Regions from separate parts of the Homo sapiens genome. Here region 2 is linked to region 1. The links are chromatin loops, found by intact Hi-C in ENCODE. Cell type or tissue: ascending aorta. All regions are shown on one strand. Links, peaks and the distances in the headings refer to the core of each region. The heading gives the core; the rest is flanking DNA.

Evidence for each region. A loop is a pair of places that touch in the nucleus more often than their neighbours do. Peaks named below come from ENCODE experiments on the same cell type or tissue, not always from the same donor. Only the 100,000 strongest peaks of a DNase experiment are listed, where the experiment ranks them.
Region 2: a loop joins it to region 1, with 4 times the contacts of the local background. A loop is called at or near these places in 12 of 110 quality-filtered maps.

The regions. Positions count from the first base shown.
Region 1 is chr1:9,872,042-9,877,416 of GRCh38, reverse strand. CTNNBIP1 (catenin beta interacting protein 1) reads left to right here. Exons shown (of 6, transcript NM_020248.3): 4 at 5,329-5,375. The coding sequence starts at 5,353. Among named protein-coding and RNA genes, the nearest start is that of CTNNBIP1-AS1, 26 kb to the right of the region's middle. RefSeq lists a silencer at 2,262-2,461 and enhancers at 4,207-5,134, 5,135-5,375. In ascending aorta, for the core only: a CTCF peak has its summit at 2,362 (motif pointing left); a DNase peak (open chromatin) is centred at 2,346; H3K4me3 peaks cover 1,104 bases; H3K27ac peaks cover 1,697 bases.
Region 2 is chr1:10,335,018-10,340,392 of GRCh38, reverse strand. KIF1B (kinesin family member 1B) reads right to left here. Exons shown (of 49, transcript NM_001365951.3): 29 at 3,651-3,736; 30 at 3,190-3,319; 31 at 2,860-3,022; 32 at 534-624. Among named protein-coding and RNA genes, the nearest start is that of PGD, 61 kb to the left of the region's middle. In ascending aorta, for the core only: a CTCF peak has its summit at 2,152 (motif pointing right); no DNase peak of the experiment used is centred there.

The DNA of each region.
Region 1 (5,375 bases), core at 115-5,114:
GAATATTCTAACATAGATAAATGTGGATGTTCAAGAGCATTAGCTTCCAGTTTAAAAATAAAAAGGAGTGCAGGTGGCTGTGTTTGTATTCAGGGCCACTCGTGCCTGTCAAAGCGAGGCCAGCTTTCAAAGCTCTTTATTAGAATGGGTTGCATTTCCCAGACAGAGACCCATACAGGGAGCCACAGCCGTCCAGCCTCCAACTGCCGCATGTGACTTTCAGCAGTCTTGTTCTCCAGGTCCCTCTTGCACTACCTCCTAATTCTTCTAAAGTGAGATCAACTGCTTAAATGCTGGAGATTACATGGTGGTCGAGATTAGGTCCCTGCAAAGGCTGGGAAGAAGTGTGGCATCTGAGCGTGCCTCTTACAGATGCCCTTGGGTGTTTCCCTGAGAACGTGTTGTGGCCTGTGGAGCCAAGGCCAGTTCTCCCGTTGTGTGGACCTTTCACAGTGGTCAGGAGCCACTTCCTCACCATCCTTTCCTGACCAGCCAAGCTTCCTTCAACAGAGAGGCAGCTCTGAACTGTGTGTGTGTGTGTGTGTGTGTGTGTGTGTGTGTGTGTGTGTGTATGTATAGCAGGAGTGTGTCTCTGTGTCTAAATTGAAGGTATGTACCTTAATGTCTTTTCATTGTATTTGCCCCAATCAGATGTCATTTTCTGGGATGGCACCCACTTTTTGCAGAATGTGTGGTTGCCTACTACATAATAAATAACCATGGACCTGTCCCTTCACCATTCATTTGGATAGTTAATAGTTGCCTGTTGTTTCTTTTCTGTTTTATTGTTTTTGTTTTTTGAAATGGAGTCTCACTCTGTCGCTCAGGTTGGAGTGCAGTGGCATGATCTTGGCTCCAGGCAACTGCCGCCTCCCAGGTCCAAGCGATTCTCCTGCCTCGGTCTCCGAGTAGCTGGGATTACAGGTGTCTGCCACCTCGCCCAGCTAATTTTTTGTATTTTTTATAGAGACTGGGTTTCACCATGTTGGCCAGGCTAGTCTCAAACTCTTAACCTCAGGTGATCTGCCCGCCTCGGCCTCCTAAAGTGCTGGGATTACAGGCATGAGCCACTGTGCCTGGCCTGTTTCTTTTCATTTTCCTTTTTTTGGCTTACCTCTGACTTGGGCAGCTAATAGAAATTTTCTTAGGATTTGGAGTGGAAGCGCCACCCCATTTTAGACGCTGGAATGTTTATGGGAATAGCCAAGAGACCATAATTGAGAACCATCATTACTTTTGGTTCTCACGTTCAAGGACTGGATGAATAATTAGTGTGTCTAATTTAGTTGCAGTTTTAGTTTATGTAATTTAAACATAGTTTAATGGAGACCAGTTTTTGATCCCTACAGGGGAAAATAAGATTTCTCAAGTGAAATGAATCTGATGCTTGTCAGAATTGTGATAAAAATATAATAGCACGTTTGCTTGTATAGGCAACAAACAGAGACATACTTTAATATACTCGTTGAGCACCATGACTGAAATGTCTGTATTGTTTGGGTTGATTATGATTTATTCTCTCCAATTATGAGTTTGCTCCACACTGACACCCTTACTGCAGAGGAGAGAATTATGTAAGCCAGTCACGGTGTTTCTGTTTGGGTTGGAATGGGAAGGGTGGGAACATGTGCTCCTGGCTGCATTTCTGCTCCAGATCCAGCCCTGAGTGTGCCCTCTTGTTAGGCAGCAGGGCGGAATCAGCTCAAACTAGAGCTGGAAGAATTCTCCATGACCACGCTTTTTAGAAAAGACAAGTCAAGGGTCTTCTCTGTAGCGAGAAGAACTGTCTCTTGCAGGGAAGTGAGTTGAAGCAGGAGTAGCCTGGCTCCAAAATGCAGGCGCAGACGACACCGCAGGCCCACAGCTGGGCAGCCCAAGCCCTAGGAATCCCAGTGTGAGGTGTCCCCGGGACGGCGAGGCTGCACCAGCCGGGAAGACGGGGCGGCACCTATCAGTGCGAGCTGTTCATAGAAGGCTTGTTGGACAGGGCAACATTCTGTAAAGCCGGCCCCATGGAGGCGGTCTGTGATGGAAGCAGTCTTTGATATGGAACTGACGCTCCTCTGGGAAGCACCTACTGTGTACCTGGACCACTGGCTCCTGGGTGGATGCGGCGGCAAAAACCAGACACCAGTCCTTCCCTGGGCAGGGGTGGCTCTCTGAATGAATAAATAGATCTTGCCCTGGGACCCGGGGCTGGAGTGTGGTTTGTGATAGTACGATTGGAATAGGGAGAGCCAGAGCAGGAGTGATCTGCTTCCCACGTCGGCTAAGGACTGGTCGGCTCGAACCGGGTGGTCTGGGGCCCTGGGAGAACCTGCTGGGGGTGGGGAGGAAGCAACGCTGGCGCTTTTGTGTTTGGCGACACCTAGTGGCCAGGTCCTTGTATTTCACCCTGTCTCTCACCAGGAGAGAGCAAATGAAAACTAGCCCTTAGGCACAGGACAGAATTGGAAGGTTTTTACTCTTGGAAGCCCTAACTCCCAGCTCAAAGGCTTTACGGAGCATTTCAGATGTTCTTTGGAGAACACAATAGCCCAAGGCCCACTACTTTGAAAGTGTGAGTCCTTTGGAAAAGCTAAATTTGGTTATGGGAGACTGGGTTAGGTACTTGGTCTCTTAACACAATGACATTTGGGCCTAGATGGGTGTGGATATTGCAGAGTGGGAGAAGCTCAGACACCACAGGCTGTTTCACTATTCCATTTAGCCAAGCGGGCAGTATTTATTAAGTGCCTGCCAAGTGCTAGTCTCCCGGAGGACAGGGGTGAGCACAGCAGAGGGGGCCCTGGCCTTGGCAGTGGGCAGTGGGCAGAGACAATAAGCAAGTTCTCCAACAGGGCACTTTCAGAAAATCAGGACAGGCGGGCATGGTGGCTCATGCCTGTTAATTCCAATATTTTGGGAGACCAAGGCAGGAGGATTGCTTGAGACCAGGAATTTGAGACCAACCTGGCTGTGCAACATAACAAGACCTCTACAAAAAAATTTAAAAGTGGCAGGGTGTTGTGGCATGCTTCTGTGGTCCCAGCTAGTTAGGAGGCTGAGGCAGGAGGATCGCTTAAGCCCAGGAGTTCAGGGCTGCAGTGAGTTCTGATCATACCACTGTACTCCTGGGCACCAGAGCAACTGCCAGGGAAGGCTTCCCTAGGAAGGTGCCTTTACACCAAGACAAAGGATGGAAAGAAGCCAGTTCCTGGCTTAGGGGACACCCAGTACAAAGGCTGCCAGAGGGAAAGAGCTTCTCCGCATGTTCTAGAACGGACGAGTGCCAGGAAGGCAGAGCAAGGGGAAGAGGAAGAAGAGACAGGCTGGAGAGGGAGGCAGGGCTGACAGCGGAGCCCTGGCAGGGTCTTGGCAAGGATTATGAGATGCATTCTCAGGTAGGTTTAAGGTAGGAGTGATATCATCTGTTTTGGGGAGGATGAGGTGGGAGGATCACTTGAGCCCAGGAGTTTGAGACCAGCCTGGGCAACATAGCAAGACCCTGTCTCTACAAAAAAATGTTTTTAAATTAGCCAAGCGTGGTGATGTGCACCTGTGGCCCTAGCTTACTCAGGAGGCTGAGTTGGGAGGATTGCTAAAGCCCAGCAGGTTGAGGCAGCAGTGAGCTATGATCGCGCCACTACACTCCAGCCTGGGCGACAGAGGGAGACCCTGTGTCAAAAAATAATCAATAATAAGATCATTCTGGCTATTGTGTAGAGAAAAGGACAAGAAAGGAAGTAGGGGGATCATGAGGAGGTTACATAGTAACCCAGATCCAGGTGGCCACTGGGGAAGAGGTGGAGACCGCATCATCATCCACACCCAGGTTCGGGGTGCAAGGTTCACCCCACAAGGCTGTGTGGAGTCCAGCTCCAGATTGGCAGTGCTCCACATCTAGTGAAGTGGAAGGAAGTGAGAATGGGTCAGTGCGAGGAGTGATACCCCAGAACAGAGCTTCCCTGCTCAGCTGCACAGGAAATTATGGCCTTCCCCATGCTGGGACGCAGCCTGGCCCTGGGGAGTGGCTGGGGGTCCTTCTCATCAGAGACCATTCCTGAGGCAGTTTACTCCTCTTTCCTAGCTCCCAGTTATCACTTAGGCCATTTTCTGGGCCCAGGAGGAGGTGGAAGGGGAGCAGACAGAGTAATAGAGTCTGGGCTGTAGGGGTTTAGCAGAAGTTGCTGGAAAGAGACCTATGCCGCATCCAGCATGCAGCTGCTATTAGCTTATTGTGTGCACTTTTAGGATGAGGGCCCCATTAGCTTATGGGGAATGAGCAGTTGACAAGTACCTACAGGGAGGCTGCTGCCCGGGCTCTGGCACATTGCTGAGGCTGCCCTCTGCACAGAGAGCCACCCTGCCTGGGAAAGCCCGCTGGTCCAGGGTTTGCTGGTCCTGGAGGGATGGATGGTGTGAGGAGTGTTCTTGGCCTGCCAGCTTGGTTCCGTGGTTCTCCGAGCGCAGTTCCTTGGCACCAGGGCTGATAAGGCTCCACCCCAGCAGCTGCTGCGTTATTTCTGACTCATCCAGGAGTTACCAGTGTGTAACCCAAGCCCCTCCATACCCAGCTTCCTCTCCTCCAGCTCCTCCTGGAGGGAGGGGGCTCTGGACTTCTCTCCTGGGGACTTTCTACAGGTTAGGTCCCTGCTGCATGTGGACACGCTGCTGGCCTTCCCAGCTGCCTGCAGGAGCTACCCTCTGACAGGTGGGGTGGGTTTGTGAGGGCTGAGGTAGCAAGCCCTGCAACCCTGGGCCAGCGTCTTTCCATCAAGGGACCCCTTGGAGCCCAGCCCAGGAGCCACAACCCTGGCCTCTTAAACTTGTCAGGGGCTTTTGCCGAGGGAGCTGTCTCAGTGTTTGGGGGCTGGGCACTGATCTCACAGTTTCTCGAGCCAAAGGCCCTAACCAGTTGCCTCTGATCCCATCACTTTTTTGCCCCTTGTGGAAGTTGTTCTGAAAACCTGGGACATTTGGGGCTTCATGCACCACGTGTCCTGTGGCTTGTAGCAGGAGCTTTGCTCTGGGGTGATTCACAGGTAGAAACAACCAGCAGTCCAGGTCATCTCAGTTTTCCTGGACGCAGCAGCTTCATGCACAGAGGCAGCAGGCAGGCCAGCCCTTGCAGCGCCTGCTGGAGAACAGAGCTGCTCAGTTCAGCCTGCTGGGACCAGCATGGGTGAGAAAGGAACCCAGCACCTCGCCACCTGCCCCATGCTCCCAGAAGGGAGACTGTGGGTGGAAAGCGGCTCCTGGGAGGAGTGAGGGTCACTAGCAGGTGTCATTGTCCCAGTATGTCACATCCTGATCTCTTCCCTTTTGATGCTGTTGCTTGCTCTGCAGGAGTCCCCAGAGCCAGGCAGGGGGATGAACCGCGAGGGAGCTCCCGG
Region 2 (5,375 bases), core at 176-5,175, 460 kb before region 1:
GAATAGAGTTTGAATGAAATTTCACGTAAGAGAGGGAAGGGTCTGTTTTCTTACTCCACGTAGGAATACAGTTGTAAAGGGCATTAATGTGTTAATTATACTATCAGTTGCAAGGAAAACAGATCTAAATCTTAATTTAGCTACAGAAGGTATTTGATATTTTTTATGTTATTTGCAATCGAGCAACATAAGTATCTTAGGGTTTAAAGGACAATGCATTCACTTTAATAAAACTCTTATTAAGCATGCTTATTTTTCTAGGACAGAAACACTAAAACAACTCATTGCATTCAAACTGATGGAAGATTTTATTGGCAGACGAACCCACATTCACTAGGCCCACTGTAACACAGACAAGAAGGCTTGCTGCTCAGGCCGCTGTGGATGACCTCACCACTCTAGCCACGCCCTCTATTGTCTACTCTCCCCCTGCACAGCCAGTGACTTGTACCTCTTCTTATCACCCTTCCCGGGCTGAGAAAGCCAAGGTACCAGAAAAACATATGTTTGGCAAAAAGGTCCATGTCACTTACATTCTGCACATGATAAAAGGCCAGGGGACTTCCTCTGCCATTGTTTTTGAGGGGCTCCGTGGAGAATGCTTCATCATGGCGATGCAAAAAGCTTCATAAAAAAAATAAAAAGACTCGTGAACAATGCATTAAACGGTTTTATCAGAATCTCTTTCAAGAGCCCAATGTGGATCCTACAGAAAGAAGCATTCCACTTAAGCAGATTCTTTAAGTTATTTACTTTCCTTGTCAAGAACCTTTTCCATATTGCACAGAGGGCATTTTAGATTTTATTTCAAAAATGACTGAAAAATTAACTGACCCTGATCACTTAGCTATATGGAGGTATATGCAAGAATGCTTTAGAGAGAGTGAAGAAGTACATTCAATTAACTCCTCTTCCTTTGTAAAAGCTTTTTACTAAAAATAAAAACAATGTCATTTTGTACAGACAAAATTTAGCAGACTCAAGCTTCCACAGTTAGTGCGAGAGCCTGTGGATGGCATAGTTACATAAGAGTCTGTTGTGGATTCAAATGTCACCTCTTCCAGGCAGTCTTTCCTGACTTACCCTGGCAGCTTTGTGTTCCCACATTACTAGTAATGTTTTTTTCCTTAATAGCAATGATTTCACTGTAATAATGTATTTATATGCCTCTCTCCCCCAGACAGCAAGCGTTTTCCCACAGGTCTCGACACACAGAAGATACTCTGGAAAGATTTGTTAAAACAATGGGCTATATTTAGTTATTTTCACAGATAGTGAGATGTTATCGTTCTCTCTCTCTCTCTCCCTATTATTAGTCTGAAATAAAAAGAACTGCACAGTTAAAGAGGACCCAACACAAAGATTTACTGCCAGATAGAAAAATCCATCAGAAGGACACCCCTTCCATCAAGAAAAAATGGAGAAAAAGAAACTATTTTCAACTGGGGGGACAGACAGACTGGTAATATGAACTTGTTGTCTTCCAAATTAGTTCACCCGTCTGAGAACACTAGCATGCTTTTGCCAAGTGCTCCAAATCCCTGATTCCTGTATTGCTGGCACCGCAGCATTCCTGGGGTTCCCTGACGACAGGTGAACTCATTCACAGTGCTCTGCAGCCATACCTTCCCGGCACAGGCCAGAGGAGCGACTATAAAAACACAGGACGCCTTTGAGGCTGCTTTCAACAGAAGCAACATGCCCTTTTCCCCAGAGCTAACACCAGGTAGAGATGCTGCTCTTTTTAGGAGATTGTAGGACAAAGGTCAACTCACTATTATTGTCACTTCAGACATCAGTTAACCAAATAGATGTTTTCCATAAAACGTATCAGTTGCCTGATTAGAATAATAGCAACAGTTCCAAAAAACAGATTCATCTGGTGAACACTATCCTGCCCTAAGTTTGAGGGTATGAGTGAAAACACATTAAATAGGTGAAATCAATGCTCAATGGGTAATATTCCAACAACTATGACTTGTAGCAAATGATATTAGTGGCTTACTATATAGTGATCACATTTAATTTAAATCACATTTGACTCAATTTTCTGTGATAAAACCTATACAAAAGCTTTATAAACTGCACTAGGACCCATGGGACGGCCAAGGCACATTCTGAGGGGAGAGGGATGGCAGAACCCAAAGCAGCCTCTTGGTGGCACCAGTGGCAAACTGAGGGCGGTAGGTATGGAGGGGTCACACTTCAGTCTCTTGTACTGTGGCCCTTTCCAAGTACTGAAAAGACAAATTGAAGTTTGGAGGTATTAAAACTGAAGATTCACAAAAAAATGTTTTCCTGGGGCAGTCTTGAGAAGAAAGCATCCAGAGCACAGGGTTTGAGAGGGCCGCGGGAAAGAGCAAGTCCTATGTAGATGAGAAATGAGAGGTATCACATCTTCCCTACATACTAGCTTTTTTCAGTTGATGTAGAATTTATCCTTCTTTACATTGTTTAAATTTTCCTTTTCCCGAGTATTAAATAGGCGTAATTGCTAGCTAGATAAGTCATTGCTTTCAGGCTTATTAATAAGACATTTCAACATGAAGAGGACTAGAAAGACTCATCAACAGGCTTATGTGATCAGACCCTACATTCCTGGTAAAGGGGGACCGCTCACAGCAGAGCCCTGCAGCAGGATGTGCAGCATGCTCCTCCTGCCAGGGAACCCTGTTGCATTCCAGGACAGGTTTCTGGTTCTCACTCCCATAGGAGTGATGAAAGTATTTTCCTTCAGAGACTGATCAGTCTTTGTCTCAAGAGTGTTAATCCCTCACACATGTAAAGCACTCTACAGTGCACAAGAGATGTCACCTCGGTTAGCAGCTAGCTGGGAGGCAGAGCAAAGGGGCAGCTTACTTGAACTGACAGAAGATATCTGCATACTCTGGGAGGATTCCACTGGCCTGCAACACTGTTACTCGGAAAGTGAAGGCACTGCCCAGTTTCAGGTGGTTGCCAATCTCTTCAGAAAACCCTTCCATTACCATCTTACCATCCAGCAAAGTGCTTGACTTCAAATCTAAAGAGGGTCAAATGAAGACACAGATGGTTCAAATAATGCAAAGAGGAGGGAGTTGGGCATGCTTTCCATTCCTAGTTGATGAAGGCCACTATGTCCCTTGATAATGGTCAATATTTTCCCTTTGTCGAAAATGTCCCCAAGCACAGTAAACTATGTCTACATACCCAAGTCATTAATTCGACTGATTTCTTCTGGAGGAGTGATGACCTCAGAACTCTGACCCTGTCCTTCCACAATCCTCAACTCCTCCAAGGACAGACCAGAACGAGTCATTGCAACAGACGAAAAGTCACTCTGAAAAAAAGGCAGGGGCAGATACATGGTAAAGTAGTATAAAAACGTATTTTTCCCCAGTTGCCTTACTTCTGTTTATCTGTCCAACAAATAATAGTGACTGGAAAATTATATGGACTGAGGGCTGTCTGAGGAAAGGCAATGAATAAAATATGAATATTGAGTCTATACACCTTTACCTTCATAATTGTTAGACATGTCCCATATTCTATTGAACTACTCTGTGGCAACCAGCACCCTGTATTTTTCAGTTTTACAGGAGAACTGATCTCCAATGCTGAACATTCTTTCTCTTTCCACAGGGTTTTCCTTCTTCCTGACGGTTTCTCACCTGATTAAAGTATTCATTATCAAAAGATATTTTAGCTGTTCCTGACTGTCGAATTCCAGAGCCATAATCAGGAGCTTCTTCATCCGCTAAAGCAGAAAAAAAAATTAGCAAGAATTGAGTGAGACTACACAGGGGGAGGGAGGGAAAAAGCTCTTGCTGGATTATAAACTCAAGTCTTTGGCATGAGAGAATGATACCAAAGTAGTAACACGGCATGGGCTGCTTCGCACTCTATTCATGTAGATTTATCAACTTCCTCAGCTCAAATGAGACTAGTCAATAAAGAATCGGTTTCAGGCCGGGTGCGGTGGCTCACGCCTGTCATCCCAGCACTTTGAGGGGCTGAGGTGGGCAGATCACGAGGTCAGGAGTTCGAGACCAGCCTGACCAACATGGTGAAACCCCGTCTCTACTAAAAATACAAAAATTAGCCGGGCGTGGTGGCGGGCACCTGTAATCCCAGCTACTCAGGAGGCTGAGGCAGGAGAATTGCTTGAACCCGGGAGGCGGAGGTTGCAGTGAGCCGAGATTGCACCACTGCACTCCAGCCTGGGCAACAGAGCGAGACTCCGTCTCAAAAAAAAAGAATCAGTTTTATTCTTGAGATTGTTCAAATGTCATACCTAGAAATCCTGACTGTCTCCATGCTGGCAAGATAATAGTCAATAATACCCAACAAGTATTTGAAAATATTATATTGTACTTGTGGAGGAGACTTCCATATACTCAACACTGGTGATTGTGTCACAAGTTTCCATAGGGGAAAGGCTGAAAGGTCACTGGACACAGCCCAGCATTTGGGAATTAAGACAGAAAGATTACAGCAAATGACCACATTCTTTCCTCAGAACATAGGCTGGATCATGGAAAAATGGAAAATACCAAAATCTTTTTTTTTTTTCAATTGTTTTTTAAGAGATGGGGTCTCACTATGTTGCCCAGGTTGGCCTCAAACTCCTGGGCTCAAGCAATCCTGCCTCAGCCTCCCAAGTAGCTGGGACTACAGGCACGAGCCACCACAATCAGCTTATATCAGCTTGACCCGTGCATTACAAAACAACAGCCAAACAAATGTCTATTACAAGTACTCTGAGAAAAAAACAAACAAACAAAAAAACAACAACTAAGCAAGACAAAGGCCTAACAATCCTTTGTTAATAATGAAGCAGTTAAGATATATTATTTAGGCCAGGCTGGGTGCAGTGGCTGACGCCTGTAATCCAGCACTTTGGGAGGCCGAGGTGGGCAGATCATCTGAGGTCAGGAGTTTCAGACCAGCCTGGCCAAAATGGTGAAACTTCGTTTCTACTAAAAATATAAAAATTACCTGGGTGTGATGGTGGGCACCTGTAATCCCATTTACTAGGGAGGCTGAGGCATGAGAATCGCTTGAACCCAGGAAGCAGAGATTGCAGTGAGTTGAGATTGTGCCACTGCGCTCCAGCCTGGGCAATAGAGCGACACTCCGTCTCAAAACAAAATAAAAGGCCAATGACTGGCCGGGTGCAATGGCCCACACCCGTAATCCTAACATTTTGGGAGGCCAGGGCAGGAAGATCACTTGAACTCAGGAGTTCGATCGAGACTATGCTGGGCAGCATAATGAGACCCCAACTCTATAAAATTTATAAACTTAAAAATTAGCTGGGATGGTGGTGTGCATCTGTAGTTCCAGCTATTCAGGTGGCTGAGGTGGGAGGATGGCTGAGCCTGGAGGTGAAGGAT